2 separate regions of the Homo sapiens genome follow, and region 2 is linked to region 1. A link is a contact called in ENCODE Hi-C data. All regions are on one chromosome and are shown on one strand. Each heading gives the region's core, a stretch centred on a gene start or an enhancer-like site at or near the end of the contact. The rest is flanking DNA. Distances are from core to core; before and after follow the strand shown.

What was found. Hi-C counts contacts between places; a loop is a spot of excess contacts on that map. Pooled maps may share reads with other maps.
Region 2: a pooled map shows a loop between it and region 1 (3-fold over the local background). The contact joins the promoter of IFI16 here to the promoter of OR6K3 in region 1. A Hi-C loop is called at or near these places in 2 of 37 single-sample maps with no recorded cell type and 9 of 50 pooled maps.

What each region holds. Positions count from the first base shown.
Region 1 is chr1:158,719,193-158,725,580 of GRCh38, forward strand. It overlaps OR6K3 (olfactory receptor family 6 subfamily K member 3), which reads right to left and starts at 1,528. Exons shown (of 2, transcript NM_001005327.3): 1 at 1,491-1,528. It also overlaps the pseudogene OR6K4P.
Region 2 is chr1:159,007,584-159,013,764 of GRCh38, forward strand. It overlaps IFI16 (interferon gamma inducible protein 16), which reads left to right and starts at 2,324. Exons shown (of 12, transcript NM_001376587.1): 1 at 2,324-2,578. It overlaps LOC124904432 (a long non-coding RNA gene), which reads right to left. Exons shown (of 2, transcript XR_007066671.1): 1 at 5,984-6,181; 2 at 4,924-5,897. RefSeq lists an enhancer at 2,181-2,260 and a silencer at 5,033-5,142.

The DNA.
Region 1 (6,388 bases), core at 278-2,777:
TTTATTTTATTTATATTTTCTTTCTTATTCTGCCTCTTCTCTCTTATATTAGCTTGTGTTGTCTTTCTTAAATTCTTTCCCAAGAGTCTATTTTCCCCAGGTTCCTATCATCCACTTCAACCTCTTATAGTTTTATACACTCCCTTAGTGATCTCATCCGCTTACAGGATTTAAACTATTAATACTTCTAAATGTTTTTCTCTAACCAATCTCTCTTTCATAAGCTTCACACCAACTATCTGACTCTTAACTCTCTGTAGCTTCACCTGCTAACATTCTCCGACTCCTCTCTCCCCTGCAATCCCATTGTTCATGTTGCTTTCTAAAATCACAGTTCTCTCCTGTTTGTGCTACTTCCTCTGACTTTAAAGTAACATATCTCTCCCTCCTCTGCCCCCTCTCCTCACACAAAAGCAATATATACTGCTGGTTAAAAGTCTAGATGCCAGAAAAAAAATTGCTAGCATTTAAATTCTCTTTATGGCTTACCAGCTCTGTGACTTAACATGAAGTTACTTAGCTTCTCTATGCCTTTAATATCTCATTTGTAAAACTGAGAAAATATTAATACTGGTTAATGAAGTCCTGAGAATAACTAAACATTTTATAATAACAATAGAATTGTACAGTATAGTATACGGTATTATTACGTCACTAATGCTGGCACTATTCCAAGCACATTGTATATATTTTTCACCTCATGCTCTTAATGCTCTAATGAGGTGAAATGATTATCCCCATTTTACAGAGGAGAAAACTTAGGCACAGACAGGTTAAGTTCTTTGTCCAGAAATTCTCGGCTAATGCAGGGCAAAGTCAGAATTTAAATCTATGCACTGTATCTCTAGAGACACATTCTAACCTACATACAGTTGACTGCCTCTACCAATACATGTAAATGTATTTTAAAACCTTAGTGTTAGGAATATAGGAAACACTTGGAAGTGTTGAATGCCATTATGCTTTATTGAAGCGTTTGTCAGGATCCATCATCAACTTACTTGTTTTACCTTCTCTAGACTATAGGTTTCTCCTTCAGGACAGTGAATGTCTTTTATCCCTCATAGTGACTACAACAGGGTTAATATGTAGAGACGGTAGGTATCAAATAAATTAACTTGGAACTCAGCCACTTGGTACAATTATAACTAAGTGCACAAGACAGCCATGAGTAAGTGAACAAAGAAAATTGGGGACTGTTTGAAAAGGGAACTATGACAATTCAGTTCTAATGAGAGCCTCAATCAAGTCTTGACTAGATGATCTCTCAGAAAATGGCATTATAAATGTGGCATGCTGTTTCATATATACCCATGCCCAGAACCACACTGAACAGAGCTTCCTCCTGTAAATACCTTTGCCTTCCACCCTTATTCAAAGTTCTAAATTCTTTAATAATCAGGTCTTCAGGTTATGAGATGATGATGATGATGATGATTATGCATGGTGAATGAATTCGGTCTCTTTATGACTTAGTCATCTACACTCACCTTTGCCAAAAACACAGGGACTCCTCAGTCTGCCTGGGTCACTGCATCCTTAATATTACTTCAGCCTTTTCAAAAAGGGATTTATAGTCTCTCCATAGGGCATCCAGGGAATAACAGGAAAGGGAACTGGGCTCTGTGGAGGATTCTTCCCCTCCACTGCACTGAAGTGAATCACCTTCTCTCATGGGGTTAATTAACAGAAAGTTTCCCCTCTTACTCTCCTTTTGTTAGATTTTCAGATCGAAGTTGTCAATAAATATATATATTTTTCCTGATTGTACTCATCTTCCCAAATTTGTAAGCTTCCTTCTCTAGCACTTTCATGATTGTCTCAGCTGTTCTTGAGTGTACCAGTGTACTATGCAAAGGGTAGTTTTGACATGATCCTGGCCTTCTTATATGAACACACAGATTTGGAAAGCCTGGAAGGAATATACTGACACCAGAAGATCATCTTGAAAAGCTATTTTACAGAAAATAAGGCCATTTCATAATAAACATGGCACTGGGGATTTAGTGCCAATACTGAAGAAAGTGAGGAAACCATGTCTTTTTTTGTTTTTCTCATGTCGTGAGTGTGTATGGGTCTTTCCTACCTTGAACAACTCACACTGGTTCTGCTGACTTCTTTATTGAAGATCAATATCTCATCTTTTCTACAAGAGTATTATTTATATCTGTGCTTCATCCACTGATCTGTTGAAATTGCAAAGTTCTCATTTTTTTCAAAGTTAATTACTTTTATCATGTCATCTTCTTCTGGAAATATGTATCAAGTTCTCAAATAGGAAGACGTGCTTTCTGAGTTTTGTCTAACTTTTCTTCTTACGATTTGGGAGCCTATTTTGGTTGTCTAACTTGTAGGTTTTTTTTAATTCAAAAATGTCAACAGGCCACATTGTATTTCCAATGATTTTGTATAATATAAAACAGTCTGTTTTGATCCCATGACTCAAGTATTCTCAAGCTCAGAAATATTTTCCTTTAATTTTACTTATTATTTTCCTCTGTTTTGTTTTTTTTCTAGAATTTTCATAATCATATTTTGCTCTGTAATATCTATTAATACATTCTCCATATATAACTTTTTCTCTTTGCATGTAATATTTGGCTCTTCATGTGGCTTCTCTAAATTCTGGGACATATCTTCCAGGCAATCTTACAAAACATTAATTTAATTTCCTGTAGTATTTAATATATTCTTCAATATCTCCATTGTATATTAAATTTTGTATTTTTTATTTCTCAACTTTTTTTCTGATATCTTCACAAATCTCATCAAAATTTTAAATAGGAAACATTTTAATGATTTGTGTCTTAGAGTTAGTCTATGTAATGAAAGAGCATTTACTTTCAATTCCCTAACCTCTCTGTCTCTCTCAGTCTCTCTCTCTCTCTTTAACTGTAGTAATCCAACTACTTATTGGGCTATGCATTTGACAAAGTTAATGATTTTAATACAAACGGTGTATGGCAAAACTAAAATCATTGTTTTAAAGAAGGCAATCTGTGTTTGTCTGTGTGTGTGAGAGAGAAGGAGAGAATATATTTGGATACAAAAAATAAGAATATTAAATATCTAAATATGCACAGCAAATATGGAAATATCTGCCACGAAGTTCAGTATTAGTTATAGATTATTGCTTTGTGCTAAAAAGTTGTGCTTTTTTGTTTTGTTTTAGTAGCCTCAGTTTACCTGGATAGTTCCTCACTTCTCTGGCTTGTAAATTTAAGATTTACTTTTCATGTCCTTCTCTGAACACAGCTCAGTGGATAACTCCATTGTGACTGGGAAATTTCATACATTCTTTGGCTCCATTCTCTCTATCCAGATTTCCCAAGTAGAGCATCGTTCTCAATTTCTGTTTTTCCAAGCTTTAATTATTTTTTCCATCGGTTGTATGTGGAATTTCATCCAGTTAATTTCTAGGCTCTCCTCTTCTGTTTTCTTGTCCAACACCGGGCAGATAAGTATTTCCCTCAGTCGGATCTCATGTACTCATACCTGAGGAAGTGTTTTAACTTTGGAGGTCAATTGTGGGAACTCTTTTCCCCAGGATATATAATGCTTTGGTTTAACTTAATTTTGATTTTTGTTTTTTGCTGTTAAATTTTCAATATATATTTTTGTTCATTCCTGGACTATCCAATAAACAGAATCAACTGGTGCTTTTGATATAAACAGAAATTATTTTCTTTTCTAGAAAAAAGAAAGTGGTATATAATATTTCAGAGTACTGACATAGCTATCATGAAGGTTTTTAGGTAAACTTATAGATATTTTAATGTTCATTACTATATCTTTACACTTTTCAGTTCTTAGGTCATCTAACAGTTCATCTAGTCCTGACTCTTTTATTTCTATTGAGTTTTTTGTGGAAGAAAATTTAAATATGTGTGTTTAAACTGTTATCTTAATACACAAATCTAAACTTGAATTTTAGAAAATTAATTTCTAGTGGCAATGCATAGACATTTTAAAGGCAGCAAAAGTGAAAACAAGAGTAATGTAGTTCAAATGATATATATTTCTATTACCTATCTGTCTATCTATCTATCTATCTATCTATCTATCACTTTGGAATGTGCTGGAGACTACTTTTAACCAAATAATTTTATTCAACCAAATTGGATGAATTCAACCAAAGCAGTCTAAGTAAATGAAGTTTGAATTCAACTTGGCTCCAGATAAATAATAACAACAAATATACTATAAATAATAATCATAGCTAAGTATTCCTAAGCATGAGTTTTTGTTTTTAATATATCACTCTTTATTAAAGCATTCTCTAAAACATCAATAACAAAAGATAGTAATTAGTTGCAAATGATATTAACAGATAACACTTATTTTGCACAAGCTCTGTGTTTTGCACATTCTCTGCACTTGCATGGAGTAAGTCATTTAATATTCATATTAGCATTTGAAGTCCTACTTTTAAAATATATTACTTTTATACCAATAGATGATAAAACTAAGATGCAGACAAGTTAATTATCAACTTGTTCAAAGTCACAAAGCAATATGTGGCATCACTGAAATACAAACCTTAACCTCTTCTGCAGATCTGATTCTTTTAACTACTGTGGTTCGTAATTCATAGTTGTTATTAATGCTTATGTAATGTAATAAGCATTTACTTAAAATGTTTATATACAAATAATAAATTAATGTTCATAAAACATATTAATTATGTTTAATGGCTTAAACATCATATTTCCTTTCTATATTTTACCCACCTGTATAAGTCTAGACAGGTAGTCCATGCTATCTTAATTTGGCATGTGTAAGCAGGATATACATGTACATGGGAAGAACCAGTATAAAGAGACACAAAATATCCATGTGACAATGAATGAATTATATGTTAATTATATGGTTTATTGTGTTAGAGTAACATCCACAGTGAAAGGTGCCTATGAGCTAGCATTAATCTACAGATAAATTAACCATCTTCTGAGGGCAGAAAAGCTTTTTAATTGCAATCTTCATGTCCTTATTTCTAAAGCTATAGATGATAGGGTTGAAAAAGGGAGCAAGAACTGCAAACATCAGTGCAACAGCTGTGTCCAAAATCGGTGGGAAAGTGGCAGAGAAACGCAGGTACATGAGGGATACACTGCCATAGAACATCAGAAAGACACTAAGATGGGCGGCACAGGTAGAAAAGGCCTTCTGGCGGCCTTCAACAGAGGGAATCCTCAGGATTACAGTGATGATTCTGATATAAGAAAGGGCAATAATCAGGACAGAGAATACAATGGCCACAGCATGGATCACATCCTCAATCAGAATCATGGACGTGTCTGTACAGGCCAAGCGCAGCACAGGTTCAAAATCACAGAAGATCTGGTGGATTTGGTTGGGTCCACAGAAGGGCAGTGTGGAAATCCATGCAATCTCTGGGAGCAACACAAGAAAGCCAAAGATGCAGGACCCCACAGAGAGCTGAACACAGAGCCCGGGGGTCATGATGGTTGGGTAGCGGAGAGGGTTACAGATGGCAACGTACCTATCAATGGCCATGGTGGTCAACAAAATCCCCTCTGAATTTCCCAGTGAATGGAAGAAGTACATCTGCAAGAGGCAGCCAACCATGGAGATGGTCCTCTGCCTGCTGATGAGGATGGAGAGCATCTTGGGAATTGTGGCAGTTGTGTACCAGATCTCCAGAAATGAGAAAATGCTGATAAAATTATACATGGGGTTGTGGAGACGGGTATCCACCCTGACTGCAAAAAATACAATAAGATTCCCAATGACAATGAATATGTAGATAACAAACAATGGAATGAAGAAGAGGAGGCTACCATCTTCAAACTGTGGGAATCCAGAGAAGAGAAACTCTGTTACTTACTGTAGCAGTTTGGTTAATACTCACCATGGTCTCAGCAACCTTAACAGCTATGGATAGAAAGACACAGCTCATTTCCTAGAAGAAATTGACAAAGTCAGATGTGTTAGCTTATATAAAAGTCAAATGAAAAATATGCTTTAGGTGGATCATGTACTTCTCTTTATTTATGAATTAAACAGATATTCATTTAGTGCCTACTATGTACCAAACACAGCTGTGGGTTTGTTGAATTCAGCAGTAAGGAAAATAATCTCTACATTCATGAAGCTTACATTCAAAAGAAGGATACCAACAATAAGAAAATAAGATATTAAGAATGTCATATTTATAAACTATATAAACTAAAGTAAATGTATAAAGGTGTTAATAATCTTTTATAATAATTCCCCAAATTGTTTTGAATCATATACCATATAAATTTTCTAATGGTTCTTAGATGCAGATTAGACAAAACTTTTAGTTGTCTTTCTCTCTATATAATTATTGTAAAGTTGTATTCTCCATTTTCCTGAATATTTTTAGTTTTTAGTATTCTGCTCC
Region 2 (6,181 bases), core at 1,074-3,573, 290 kb after region 1:
ATGATGAAGCCATAACCTCCCAGTGTGATGATATTTGAAAACGAGGCCTTTGGTGGGTAGTTTATGAGGGTGGGGTCCTCATAATGTGATTAGCACCCTTATAAGAAGAGGTATCAGAGAGTGCTCTCTCTCTCTCTCAACACTAGGTGAGGACCCTGCATAAATATGGCTATGTGCAAGCCAGGAAGAGGGCTCATACCAGAAACTAAGTTGGCCATCCTTGATCTTGGAACCCTCAGCATCCAGAAGACCCAAATCAACTAAGATAGTAGTCTTCTCTAAAAAGGGGAAACTTTGCTGCATAGAGTTGATTTGCAAAACAAGTGAACAATGCATATGCCACAGTCTATTGCATCATGAAAAACCAGTGTGCAATAGGTCTTTTTGTTCTTAGCAAGGTAAAGACATTTGCAATACTGACAGGAGAAATGTCACCTACAAATACTCTAAAGTGTGAAGTGACATAAATGTTTCTGCACAGCTAAAACTTTGGTATATGTGGAACAGTATGGAAAATGAGGCCAGAAAGGTAAAATAGTAAGCTGCTTTTTGTCATAAAGAGAGAAATGGAACACTCATTGTTCAAAAATAGGTACATAATTGAGAGATTTTATTCAGAATAATGCCTGATTAATATAAATTTAGTCACTGTAATAATGTAGCTACATAATTTATATATATGTATATATATTCGCACATTTTTTGCTTTATCAGGAATTTTTGTATATTCTACTAATGACTTTTCTGTATGATAGCACAAATTGCAATTGTTGGCCACTGCCACAAAGTGGGGGAAAATGCACATTTTTAAGCATTTCTTTGCTTCATCTATGAAAATTTCATCTTTGTGGTATGAATTATGGAGCATTGTCCTGAGTTGCCCTTATAGGTGACCGCAGTTTGTGTGTTGTATGCTGGAGTCCCAATTGAGGACATTACTGCATATAAAATGATTATAAGTAAAAGGCAGAAAATGTTCTGAAGGGTCATAACTTCCAAGGGTTCTCTACCCTTTGACCTCTGGATTGGGGTTCCCAGTGACTGCCTTAATATCCTTCTCTACCTACTGCCTTAAGGCCAACTCAATGTATCCACGTAAAGAGTACCCTAAAGCCAGTAAAAGATTATCACGAACACCCAGAGATGTTTATGGCCATCATTCCAGATCCTCTTTGCTTTTTCTTGACTTACTCCTTTTTTGATAAAGTTATTCATATGGTTTCAAATCCAGAATTCAGCTATTCACTTCATGGCCCTAGTTTGGATTAAAACAATCAGCTTTCTTTTGCTCTGTAGATGGCCTTGGACAGTACATATTAACAGTCTATGGGGCCCCTTTTCCACTCATGACCACATCCTGCTTGCAGATCTGCTGCTGGGTTAACACCACATCATCTGCTAGTTGATGCCATTTATTTGACATCCTGGGGTTACAGCACGCTAAAGGGCACCCACTGTCCTTAACAGAGAAAAATACACTGCTGAGCAGAGGATTAAACAGACTCCTCACACTACCGGAAGTTCAGTGCATTTTCCAGGATTTTCAAGTCTTCGATGCTGTCATGTTGAGAGTCCACTATCCACGTTTGTTTATCCAGGAATAATGCAGAAAATCTGAGCATTCGTGAATCTAATCATTGAGGTAAAGTAACCTAGTCATGGTCAAGAGGACAGCTAGTGTTAAACTCCTTCATATAAATTTAAGGAAGGATTTACATATTCATAATGACTTTCTGATCTGGAAAGCCCAGGCTTGTCAGTTATTAATAATTGGATGAATACTTCAGGTAGTATTTAAACAAATAGCGATTTCATAGCAGACATTTCCCCAACCAGGAGATGCAGTAAAGTATTGGTAGCAATAGATGCTCCTACCAAGATCTCCTCCTGCCACTGCCACTCTGTGCACAGGAAAGGAGGGGAGAAGAAGCCATGTTGCTTCTCTTATATTTGAGCATCATTTAAGGGAATATAAGTCTCTAATGACTCACATGTAAGTCTGCTGGGTAAGAAAGTTCTAATGTTGGAACTCCTTTCAGCTATCGAATTTTGTAAGAAAAAAAACTTATTTGTGTTTATATACATTTATGAGATACAAGTGTAATTTCGTTACATGGATATATGCCATATTGGTGAAGTCAGAGATTTCAGTGTGCACATCACCCGAAAAATGTTAACTGTACCCATTAAAGTAATTTCTCATCCCCCATTTCCCCTCACCACATGCTCCAGCCCTTGCCAGGAAACTGTTCATTTTCTCTGACTAACAGAAACGAAAGCTAAAAACACTGGTGGGAGGAGTCTCCACATTGTTTCCTACTCCATTTTCTCTGGGGCAATAGCAGAATAGGAGCAAGCCAGCACTAGTCAGCTAACTAAGTGACTCAACCAAGGCCTTTTTTCCTTGTTATCTTTGCAGATACTTCATTTTCTTAGCGTTTCTGGAGATTACAACATCCTGCGGTTCCGTTTCTGGGAACTTTACTGATTTATCTCCCCCCTCACACAAATAAGCATTGATTCCTGCATTTCTGAAGATCTCAAGATCTGGACTACTGTTGAAAAAATTTCCAGTGAGGTGAGTACTGTTCCTGATTTTGTAAATATGATCTTGTTCCTTCCTTGAAGTCCCCAGAATCACAAGGGGACAATCAGTATTGGTTATTCAGGGTCATGGGATGATGGGAGTAGGGCTGAGTATTCAGAAAAGTGAAAACTGAGTTGCTTGATATGAATCCTTCATTTACTTAGGAAGATAACAGGCATCTTCTATTCCACCACAACTGAGGACTGAACAAGAGAAAATGCATTTTGACCGTTGCAGATTTTAAAATTAATTATCCGAGTGTATACTGGCATAAGTTGGTACTTAGAAGAGGGCTTCTGTTATTTTGGCTGGAAGAAGTGTTGGAAACTCGGTAGCTGTGGTGGGTTCTCAAGATAGTGACATGAAAAAAGTATCATGAAAGAATATTAAGTAAAAAACATATCTGAGCATAGAGATGTATTATATGACATCATCCCAATTTTACAAAACATAAGAACAAATGTACACAGAGTAGAAAATTTTTTTCAGTTTCACAAACACAGTTACTCAAGCACATGGTGTCTTAATATTTTCATAAGTATATTGATCCTTTACTTTAGCTCCATTCTGCACCGGGTGCTAGCGGCAGAATTTCAATCATTTTGGAATTACTCTCTGCCCTCCTGAAAGTTAATGATTTTTTTTTTCCTTGTGGCAAGGTATAGGGGAGTGGAGGGGAAGGCAGTTAGGAAAAGGTTACTATTGTTTACTTTTCAAATTTTTAAAAGATGTTTTCTATAGCCTGGTACAATATTTCATGTGTGCTTAAATGGAATGTGAGATTCTTAAATGTTGTTTTCAGAATTTTATTAGATAAATGTTGTTAATTACGTTGTTCAAATTTATTATATCATTACAGATTTTTTCACCTTGTTCATTTAGTAATTGAAGCATAAACTGAAATCTCCTATTATAAAGTTTGCTTTTTTGGCCGGGCACAGAGGTTCATGCCTGTAATCCCAGTACTTTGGGGGAGACCAAGGCGAGCGGATCACTTGACGTCAGGAGTTCCAGACCAGCCTGGCCAGCATGGCGAAACCCTGTCTCTATTAAAAATACAATAATTAGCCGGGTATGGTCATGTGTGCCTGTAATCCCAGCTACTCAGGAGACTGAGGCAGGAGAATCGCTTGAACCAGGAGGCAGAGGTTGCAGTGAGCCGAGACTGTGCCACTACACTCCAGCCTGGGTGACAGAGCAAGGCTCTGTCTCAAAAAAAAAAAAAAATTTTTTTTCTTTGTAGTGCTCTCACAATCACATACATGTTATGTGTATATATAATATACATTCACACACAAATATATGTATATATAATCATGTATACAAACAGGTACACACATATATGTGTGTAGTGATGTCTGTACATGTGTGTATATGAAGAGAAATATATACTAATTATAGTACCATGAAGCACTATAAAATAATAAATAATATCATTAGATAAATTAGATAAATTCATAACTAAAACATAATTTTCTAGGAGTTGAAACTTTTATCATGTGGTATCTGAAGTTACTTTTGGGCTTAAGGTATATTTAAAATTACACAAACATAGATAAACTGGCTTTCTTTAGTTATTCCTTGCAAGATAATTTTTAACAATTTTTTTCACCTTTTGTTAACAATATATATGTAGATTTCTTAAATCAAATTTGATGAAAGTTGTCACTTAACAGGTCAGACCTTTTAGGTATATGCTGGTAATTAACAATCTGCTGTCTTTACTTCAATTTATGACACTTCTATATCATCTCACTATCTAAGACAATTGCTTTAGTGAATTGTCATGTTCTTTTTCTTCCCTCCCTTTACCATGCTGTTGTAATTTCTGTTTCTCTTATATTTGATCAGGGTTTTCTTTGTAAGACATTAGGAACACCTAAAAAAGTTTATTTTTCACTCTTCTTATCTTTTGGCTGGCAGAATTTTTAATTTTATTCATGTTTTCCTATTAAATATTATTTTCAATAGATGTTTTCTTGTGGTATGAGTCTTTGTCTTGCAAAAAGACTGAGGCCCTGAGTATCACAAAATAGTTTTTGAGACTCTTCTATTTAAATATCATTTTGCCTAAATTAAAACTCTAAAATGTAAAATTATATTTTCCCTTAAGACAAGATGAAAGCACCTCTTCTGTGCTGTGGAGCTAGATACATTTTGAAGTTAAGAATCTGGAGGCTTCAGAAAGGCTATTTAGTGTATATATTCTAAATAGTGTCTTACTAGAAACTCCATTGGGATATAAATAATTACTCCAAAATCAAAAGCACTAATATTGCAAAACAAAACATGTGAGTGTTCACATTTCAGTGAAATAAAGATTATACATAGCCTACTGTCATCCCAAATCTGGTTTTATTTTGCAAATAAATTGTGCTGTCACACTTGTTGGAAACAAGTGCTCAGTGCCACAAAGAAAAACCAGCACTTAAACAGGAAATTTCTCAGCAAAGCATATTTGCTTCTACAGAAGGGTGCTGCCTGCGTCAGTCACAATGCACATTCTAAGCTGACCGGATTGGCTACTGCTTTAAATTCTATAGGGGTAATTAGGCGGGAAGGAAGACACTGTCCTGTACCAATTAGGCGGGAAGGCATGTCTGGGGCGGCAAAGGAAGGAAGGGTTGTTTACAGAACAGGAAAGAACAGGAAAGTTTGAAGACGAACTTATTGTTTCTAGCACACTCACAAAATAAGTCAAAACTTTCCATTGAAAATTTTTTTTGGTTTTGCAATTGATATGGAACTTTGGACCAACATTATATAAAAATAACTCCATTGTCCTGCTTCAGGCAGTTTTGATATAGAGATTCACTTTCAATTTGATTCTTGAATCTTTGTAGGTGATCTATTCCTCATTACCGAAGGCTTACAGAGTATTTTTGTTCATTATATTCTTCAGTTTCACTATAATGTGTTTTTGTATAGATTTTCCCTTCATTCTCTGGACCTTTTCAGTCCAAGGATCCTCATGTTCTCGTAAGAAGGAAGCTTTTTTTTTTTTTTTTTTTTTTTTTTGACGGAGTCTCACTCTGTCACCCAGGCTGGAGTGTAGTGGCACGATCTCCGCTCACTGCAACCTCCGTCTCCTGGGTTCAAGCAATTCTCCTGCCTCAGCCTCCCGAGTAGCTGGGACTGCAAGCGCTTGCCACCACACCTGGCTAATTTTTGGTATTTTTAGTGGAAACGAGGTCTCACTGTGTTAGCCAGGATGCTTTTGATCTCCGGAACTTGTGATTCGACCACCTCGGCCTCCCAACATGCTGGAATTACAGGCGTGAGCCACTGCGCCTGGCCCAATTAATAGCCCCTGAAATTTAGATATCTTGGTTATACACAAAGACATCATTCCTAAAATTAAAAAATTCATTAATTTAAAAGTTTTGGAATCCATACCTTGCACTGTCATCATGGAAGTGTACAGGTGTTAAGAGGTCAAGAGCAGTGACACTCTGTCCATAGGGAGACTCTGAAATCTACCATGAGACAAAGCCTCAGTTGAGTCTTAAGGTTGTATGGGAAGTAGTCAAAGAAAGAAATGTGGGAATGGCTTTCCAGGCAGTAAGAAGGAACTAGCAAAGTCATGAGGCATGA